Linked DNA regions of Homo sapiens: region 1 is linked to region 2. Evidence: read pairs that join two places in POLR2A ChIA-PET (ENCODE). Cell type or tissue: endothelial cell of umbilical vein. All regions are shown on one strand. Links, peaks and the distances in the headings refer to the core of each region. The heading gives the core; the rest is flanking DNA. Region 1 overlaps SDK2 (sidekick cell adhesion molecule 2). Region 2 overlaps SDK2 (sidekick cell adhesion molecule 2).

What was found. ChIA-PET counts read pairs that join two places held together with the same protein. Peaks named below come from ENCODE experiments on the same cell type or tissue, not always from the same donor. Only the 100,000 strongest peaks of a DNase experiment are listed, where the experiment ranks them.
Region 1: POLR2A ChIA-PET joins it to region 2 with 9 read pairs; 2 of 35 experiments call an interaction of 5 or more read pairs at or near these places.

What each region holds. Positions count from the first base shown.
Region 1 is chr17:73,388,281-73,392,660 of GRCh38, reverse strand. SDK2 (sidekick cell adhesion molecule 2) reads left to right here. Exons shown (of 45, transcript NM_001144952.2): 28 at 1,123-1,221; 29 at 2,180-2,374. Among named protein-coding and RNA genes, the nearest start is that of CDC42EP4, 78 kb to the right of the region's middle. In endothelial cell of umbilical vein, for the core only: no CTCF peak of the experiment used is centred there; no DNase peak of the experiment used is centred there.
Region 2 is chr17:73,339,840-73,344,219 of GRCh38, reverse strand. All of the region lies in intron 44 of SDK2 (sidekick cell adhesion molecule 2), which reads left to right. Among named protein-coding and RNA genes, the nearest start is that of CDC42EP4, 30 kb to the right of the region's middle. In endothelial cell of umbilical vein, for the core only: no CTCF peak of the experiment used is centred there; a DNase peak (open chromatin) is centred at 1,929; H3K27ac peaks cover 416 bases.

The sequences.
Region 1 (4,380 bases), core at 77-4,076, 49 kb before region 2:
CTAATGAACCGTTAAATATGTTCTATCCTCCTGCCTTGACAGATATACCCTTACAACGATCTGGAAGGCCAGGTTCAAGTTTAGAAATCTCAGGCTGGGCGTGGTGGCTCACGCCTGTAATCCTAGCACTTTAGGCAGCCAAGGCAGGCAGACCACTTGAGGTCAGGAGTTCAAGACCAGCCTGGCCAACATGGTAAAACCCTGTCTCTACCAAAAATATAAAAATTAGCCGGGTGTGGTGGCACACGCCTGTAGTCTCAGCTACTGGGAGGCTGAGGCAGGAGAATCGCTTGAACCCGGGAGGCGGAGCTTGCAGTGAGCTGAGATTACGCCACTGCACTCCAGCCTGGGCAACAGAGCGAGACTCGGTATTAAAAAAAAAAAAAAAGTTTGGAAATCTCAGACATCTTATTCTGTTCTGCAGTGCGGCAACACAGAAGAGTGCCCCTCCCCAGCTACCCTCCCCCACCCCCTGCCCCATTCTCTCCTCACCCTGTCCTTTGACCCACTCCATTCAATCTTCATCTCCACACCTGCAAAATAGCTACCGCTTGGCCTTCCCTGGAGCCAGGGGTGCATAGCCTACCCTCAGGAGGGTGGATGTGGGGACGAGGCCCATGCAGCCTCTGGAAGCGTGCTTAGGCCTCTCTGGGCAGGGAATTCCGGGGTCCCAGGATTCCAGAGCAAGGTCTAGAGAGAGAGAGGAGTGGTGCAGGCTGGGGGTGGGCATTTCCCATTACCCCACGGCCACTTCACCCCATGGGTGGAAGGAAGTCAGAACAGGACCTTCTGAAGCACTGACGCATCCATCCAGGGCCCACGCGCCCAGCTCTGAGGGCAGCCCGGTTCTGGGGCGTGTATACAGACAATGAGCAGAGGAAGCTGGAGCCTCAGGTCGCTGCCAAATGATGCCTATTTTGAGGGCAGAAAGCCCCCTTGGTTCCACGTTCTTGCCCCTGGCTCCTAACACAGTGTCAGGCACAGGGCAGTACTCCACAGAAATTCACTGAGCTGGGCGGCCCCTTCCCCCTCCACCCTGCCAGGCTGCTCTGCCCGAGCTGGGCTCATCCCCAGCTGAGCGGCAGCCTCATGGGTCGGCCTCCTCTCCTTTGCCCCCTCCAGTCCCAGGACCACCCATGGGCATCCTGTTCCCAGAGGTGCGGACCACGTCTGTGCGGCTGATCTGGCAGCCCCCTGCCGCCCCCAATGGCATCATTCTTGGTAAGCCTTTGCCCTTCCCGTGCCCCGGCTGCAGGAAGAAGGAAGAGGCATGAGCTGCAAAGGAGGCCACTTCGTTACCAGCTTGAGGGAGAGTAGGTCCAGGGAGCCTCCACATCCCCTCTAGAATGGGATCTGGGTGTTAGTCCTCCTGCTAGAAATTCCAGTGTGTAAGATTATCTTCCGGAGGGCAAGATCAGAGTTGAAGTCCCTTAAGAGTCATGGGTTGGCTTTGCGTCCCCAAATGTCCCCAGGCCCCCAGCCTGCCGGCCATCTGGTAAACCTCGGACGCTGTTCCTTAGCATGGCCAAGTGAGGGCACGCTGGCAGGCTCAGCACAGCTGGAAAAGAGTCTCAAGGCGCACAGGAGGGAGGCTACAGATGGGAAGCTTCATCTCACATTTAGAGTTCCCCCAATACACACACCCAGGGTTCCGGTCGGCAGCTGCGTGAACTTGAGCAAGTCTACTCCCCTCTGCGGCCTCAGTGCCCTCACCTTTAAAATGGGGGCTTGGACTACCTGTACCTGTCCCAGGGTTCTCAGTCCTGACCTCACGCACCACCTGCCCTAGAGCAATGCCACATCCCCAAGACAGAGTGGGGGCAGGAAGGACAAGTGCATTAGCCCAGAAAGACCTGGGCTGGGATTCCAGCTCTGTCACTTACCAGCAGGTGGTCTGGCCTCTCCGGGCCTCAGTTTCTTCACTTGGGGCTGTTACGGGGGTCACAGACACTGTGCATAGAGTGCCTCTCCATGCCACCCACAGTCCACCCTCCCCAGGTGGCAGCTGAAGACTGGAGAGTGACCCAGAGACCTCAGGCAGACAGACCACAGCCAAAGGGACCACGGCAAGGTGGCCATGTACAGACACAGCTGTGGCTTTGGACGGAACAACCCTTCCCGGGGCCCTAGGAGCGGCTTGCCTTGCTTGCCATAATAGCCATGTGCTTCCTTCCCACAGCTTACCAGATCACACACCGGCTCAACACCACCACGGCCAACACCGCCACTGTGGAGGTGCTGGCACCCAGCGCCCGGCAGTACACAGCCACGGGCCTCAAGCCAGAGTCTGTCTACCTGTTCCGCATCACGGCCCAGACCCGCAAGGGCTGGGGAGAAGCTGCCGAGGCCTTGGTGGTGACCACCGAGAAGAGAGGTGACTGCCCACGGGGGCCAGGGAAGGCTTGGGGGCAGCTGAGGGGGGGCCAGCCAGTGCTCTGAGCTGTTCCTAGTGGATGGCTGGTATGAGCTGCAGTGCCCTGGATGAGAATGGAAGGTGGGCTCCAATCTCTGAAGTCAAAGTCAGCAAGGGGTCTAATAGACTCCCAGAGATGAGCCGCAAGTTCACACCCAAGGACCCTACTCTGGTCTGGTCTTCTAAAGGGAAAGTTTGTGGCCAGGCTTAGTGGCTCACGCCTGTAATCCCAGCACTTTGGGAGGCCAAGGCGGGTGGATCACTTGAGGTCAGGAGTTTGAGACCAGCCTAGCCAACATGGTGAAACCCCGTCTCTACTAAAAATACAAAAATTAGCCAGCGTGGTGGCACACACCTGTAATCCCAGCTACTCAGGAAGCTGAGACACGAGAATCACTTGAACCTGGGGGACGGAGGTTGCAGTGAGCCAAGATCGCACCACTGCACTCCAGCCTGGGTGACAGAACAAGACTCTGTCTAAATTAATTAATTAATTAAGGGAGGGTTAGTGACCATCTTCCCTCTCCCCTCCCCACTCACAGCCCTGGCCTTGTCAACACAGATGGGCGCAGGATCAGGGCTGCAGCCTGGAGCCCCGGCTGCCACTGCACTGCTGCCCTGAGCTGGCACCTTGCCTGATCTTGGACTCCCCAAAAGCAAGCCTGGGACCCCGACTGGCCTGATAGGGATATATTAGAAACTACTCTCAACCTGGGCCACATAGTGAGACACCATCTCTACAGAACATAGAAATATTAGCTATAGGCCGGGCATGGTGGCTCACACCTGTAATCCTAGCACTTTGGGAGGCCGAGGCAGGTGGATCACCTGAGGTCGGGAGTTCAAGGCCGTCCTGGCCAACGTGGTGAAACCTCGTCCCTACTAAAAATACAAAAATTAGCTGGGCATGGTGGCACATGTCAGTAACCCCAGCTACTTGGAAGGCTGAGGCAAAAGAATCGCTTGAACCTGCGAGGCGGAGGTCACAGTGAGCTGAGATCACACCACTGCACTCCAGCCTGGGCTACAGAGCAAGACCGTCTCAAAAAAAAAAAAAAAAAAAAGAAAGGAATATCAGCCAGGTGTGGTGGTGTACATCTGTAGTCCCAGCCATTCAAGAGGCCGAGGTAGAAGGATTGCTTGAATCAAGGAGTTTGAGGCTGTAGTGAGCTATGATCGTGCCACTGCACTCCAGCCTGGGAAACAGATACAGACCCTGACTGTGTTTTAAATAACGAAAGAAAAAGGAAGGAGGGGAAGGGGAAGGGGAAGGGAAGGGAGGAGAGGGGAGGGGAGGGGGAAGGGAAAGGGAGGGGAGGGAAGGGGGGAAAAAGGGAGGGAGGGAGGGAGGGAGGGAGAAGGAAGAGAAGGAGGGAGAAAAGAGAGGGAGAAAGAAAAGGAAAGGAGGGGGGAAGGAAGGAAGGAAGGAGAGGGAGGGAAGGAAGGAAGGAGGGAGGGAAGGAAGGAAGGAAGGAGAGGGAGGGAAGGAAGGAAGGAGGGAGGGAAGGAAGGGAGGGAAGGAAGAAGAAAATGTACTCAGGAAAAACCATTAGTACAGTGCTTCTCAACTGGGGACTTCTTTGGCCACAGGGGACATTGGACATGTCTGGAGACATTTTGGTTGTCACAGTGTGGGAGTGCTACTGGCATCAAGTGGGTGGAGGCCAGGGACACTGCTGAGCATCCTGCATTGCATAGGATGCCCCCGCCACAGAGTCATCTGTTCTGAATTCCAGTACTGCTGAGGTTTGAGAAGCCCTGCAGAAGGGGCGGGGCAGCGAGGCTGGGGAGAGAAGGAAGCCAAGCTAGGGCCTGGAATGAAGCAGCGCTTCTCGTAGGGAAACAACCTCATCCTGCTCAATCAGGGACAGCGCAGGGCCCGGCTCAGCCTCGTTTCAGGCAGGAGCAAAGGAGCTGGGTGGGTGTTTGTCACTCCTCACCGTCAATCCTTGCTTAGGGCTGCCCTG
Region 2 (4,380 bases), core at 210-4,209:
CAAAGGACATTCTTGGGAGATTTCCAGCTATCTTAACACAGGGAGCCCAGAGCCTCGACAAAATTGTGCCTCCAGGGGCACAATTCTGAGGTTCTTCAGAGACACACAGGAGACACATCACCCCTACCCCACCTTTAATCCAGAGGCTGCAGCCCCTGCAGAGAGACCCTGGCTGGCCCCCCGGGTAGAGGCATCCAGGGGACAGGCGGAACACCCCGCACAGATGCGCTGCCGGCTTCAGGCTAGAGTCAGTGCAGAGCCCCTGGGACCGTGGATGAGGGAGGGGCTCCTGCTTCCAGTCTCCCACGGAGTTTCACAAGGTGACTTCTCTGTCATCTAGGGCAACACATTCCTCCCAGACTTCATGAGATTCAACAAGATAAGGGTCCCCTGCCTGACCCCAAGGTCTCAACACCATCCCTAAGGCTGAGTCTGGTGCCAGATCCTTTGGGCTGGAGATGAACAAAAAAGCAAAAGGGCTTTGCTTTGCTTCCTCTTTTCTCCAGGGGTCCTGCCTCCTTCTGGCCCTCCCTCCCCACTCCCATCACCAGGCCTGGAGTCTGTGCTCCCCCTCCGCAGACCCCAGTAATTGCTGATTGAGTGGCTTTGAGGAGCTGTTAAGAGACCAGGGAGACGAAGCAGTCACTTGATTGCCTGGCGGCCTGGCAGGACAGCCCCTGAAAGGCCCCCTTTGTGCTGGGCCGGTCCCTGGGAAGCTGCATTCAATTACCGAGGCCCGTGAGAATTGAAAGCTGCAATAGGAGCCCCTGGTCTCCCCCTCGCTTTCTTCTCTTCTCGCCCTACCCCCACTCCGAAAAGAAACAGATGTTCAGGGAGATGGAGGCGGGAGCAGCAGTCGCTGATGCAAAGCCCTCCTGCCTTGGCTTTGGAAGGCGGAGCGGGGGAAGAGGCAGACCAGACTCTCGCCTGCCTGGCCCCTCCCGCAGCGCGGGCTCTGTTTGGCTCCCTGCTCTCCCTTCTAGTGCCTTCCATCCCCGAGATGCTGCCCATAGAGTGCCTGGGATCAGTAGGCATTCTGCAGATAGTAGCTGGTAGGACGGGGATGGTCTAGATGAGTGGGCTTTGGGATCTGGGCCCCTAGGAGGGCTAGAGAATCCCACTCCCCACCTTGCTTCCAGTCCGGACATGCCTCTGTCTTGGAGTCGGGGGTTAGTGGGTGGGGTATCAGCTAACCTTCTACTCCCATTCCACCTGCCTGAGCACTGAGTCAGCCTCCCCGGCTTCCTGGCCCCTTCTAATCCCTCCCAGGGGAGCTTTGAGGCTTCTCACTCCATCTCTTCCCTTTCCCACCCAGGCCCACCCTCACTGTCCCCATTGATAATACCTTTTACAGCATTCTCTCCTGGGTTAGCTCATTTCACCCTGTGAACTATGGAACTCTACCCATTTTACAGACAAGGACACTGAGGCTGAGAGAGCCTGAGTGATGGCTTCCTCTGCTGGTAAGAGCCAGAACTTCCCCGTGCCACAAGCTCCTCCCCCCAGAGACTCGTTTCACTGTGGGATGGTCCCACAGTCACCCAGGGGTTCCTTCCTCTGCAAAGCTGGGGCCTGGGGCTAGCCAAAATTCTAGAACCCCTGGAGCTGATGCTAACAACTGTTCAAGTCAGTTAGTGGGTGGAAAGACCGAACCTGTAGGGAAAACTGGGGGACATCCCTGTCTGGTCCCCCGCATTCACAGACCCTCACTGTTCCTGGGCGGGATGGACCCCCAGCCTCCTGCCTCACAGATCCCCGCTGCTCCAGGCCAGCCTCACTCGGCCCAGCATCAGGTGCCCCCGCTCGGCATATGGAGTCTCCCTGGCCTGCCTGTGCCCCCTCTTTGTTCTCCTGGGCGGGCAGCTGGGCAGTAGGCACAGAAAGGGGCTTGTATTGTGCTGCATTGCGTCATGGGGCAGACCGAGCCCAGGGACTTTCCATTGTCTTGGGCAGCCGGCTGTGCCTGCCAAGAGGATTGAGGTCCTGGCGGGGGAGTGTCTGCTGCAGGGGTGGTAAGGAGAGTGGCTGGGGTTGTAGAGGGGTGAGGAGAGGGAGGGGAGGGGCCAGAGAACATAAATTAGCAGATGGACTAGGGAGTATTTAATTCCTGCTGGGAGTCGGGGTGGGGGGTTTGGGGGGAGCTCTCGTTCCCATCCTGTGGTCTCCAGGCAGGAGTGCAGGAGTGTAGGAGTTAAGAGGTGTGTGGGCTTTAGAAAATCAGGCAGATTGGAGTTCAAGCCCGGCCGGATCACTTCCCCAGCAAAACCCTCACCCTTCCTGTACTTTATGTGCCCGTCAGTACCCAGGCAGCGTCGGTGCTCAGGTAGCAATAGGAGCTGCCGCACAGAGGTGTGAAAACTAAATACAGTTATGCATGTCAGCGTTTCAGACTGTCTGGCAGAGGGCCTGCTCCATTAGCGGGGATCATTATAGTTCTATTCATTGTAGCTACATCCCTCGAGATGTATCCCCATGTTATGAAGGACTCCGAGTTCCTGAGAACAAGCCGTGCATCTCATTTCCCAAAGCCCAGACCCTCTGGACAAAGGTCCCCACTCCATTTTCTTTACCTGTAAAGCAGGACACAGCTCCCCATCCCAAACTTGTCTGGATTGGGCTAACTGGCTTTTATGTTCTACTTGGATTGCTGTGATTCGCTAACTGCCCCCAGGCAGGGGCATTAGCTGGGCAGGACTGAGGAGGCCTGGGTGGGGTCCTCTGAGCTGCAGTGCACTGATCGTGTGCTGTGCGCTAAAATCGGAGCACTTCTCTTCCAGAGAGTTCTGAGGGGGGGCCCATCTGTTGTCTTATTAGCTCTCAAAACATTGCTGGGAGCTCAGGGTAGGGGAAGGGGTGCACCATGTTTTTAGCTCCACAATTCAGATTTTACTTTCCAACCGAGATTGATTCTTGTTTGGGGCTGATGTCCCCAATAGATAGATGAAGCCTGTGCCTAGGACATCAAAGTGTCAAAAAAAAAAAAAAAAAAGTCAGGAATAATTTAATATTTTTATCTTTAAAAGTAAAAAAGAACTTCAGGCTGGGTGTGGTGTAATTATGCCTGTAATCCCAACACTGGGAGGCCGAGGCAGGAGCATAGTTTAGGCCCAGGAGTTTGAGACCAGCCTAGGCAACAAAGAGAGACCCCTGTCTCTTAAAAAAAAAAAAAAAAAACAGACCAGCCGCGGTGGCTCACGCCTGTAATCCCAGCACTTTGGGACGCCGAGGTGGGCAGATCACCTGAGGTTGGGAGTTCGAGGCCAGCTTGACCAACATGGCGAAACCCCATCTCTACTAAAAATACAAAAATTAGCCAGATGTGGTGGCACATGCCTGTAATCCCAGCTACTCAGGAGGCTGAGGCAGGAGAATCACTTGAACCCGGGAGGCAGAGGTTGAGGTGAGCCAAGATCGTGCCACTGCACTCAAGCCTGGACGACAAGAGCAAAACTCCATCTCAAAAAAAAAAAAAAAAAAAAAAAAAACTTTAAGGTTTTCATTACATGAAAATTCTGAACTTTGGTTTAGATTTTTCTCATGCTTAGTTTGTAACCAAGTGTTGTTTTTATGTTGGATCACACGTGGACAGGCACAGGCATTTTTCACTGTCCAGAGCCTCTAAAGGTCTTAATTAGGCTCTGGCTTTGTCCCCAGTCACAAAGTAAAGCAGAAGCTGGACCAAGATGGTAACTTAGTAGGTTGTGGTTGAACCTCAAAAACATGACACTGTGTCAGAGAAGCCAGACACAAAAGACCACATATTATATGATCCCATTTATAGGAAAGTCCCAAATAAGTTAATCCCTGGAGACAGAAAACAGATTAGTGGTTGCCAGGGGCATGGATATAGGGAGTGACCGGTAGGGGCAGAGATAGGGAGTGACTGCTTCCTGGGTACAAGGTTTTACTTTGGGGTGATGGAAATGATTCAGGGCTGGATAGAAGTGGTGGTTGCACAACACTGCGACGGTCCTAATGCACTGAGTCATAGACTTTAGAATGGTTCACTTTCGGTTATGTGAACCTCACTTCAATTGAAAACAAAGGTAGACTGGGCACGGTGGCCCACGCCTGAATCCCAGCACTTTGAGAGGCCAAGGCGGGTGGATCACCTGAGGTCAGGAGTTCAAGACCAACCTGGCCAACATGGTGAAACCCCATCTCTACTAAAAATACAAAAAATTAGCCAGGCATGGTGGCAGGTGCCTGTAATTTCAACTACTCCAGAAGCTGAGGCAGGAGAATCACTTGAACCGGGTAGGTGGAGGTTGCAGTGAGCCCAGATTGCACCATTGCATCCAGCCTGGGCAACAAGAGTGAAACTGCGTATCAAAAAAAAAAGAAAGAAAGAAAAGAAAACAAAGGTAAGGTAAAGTAGCT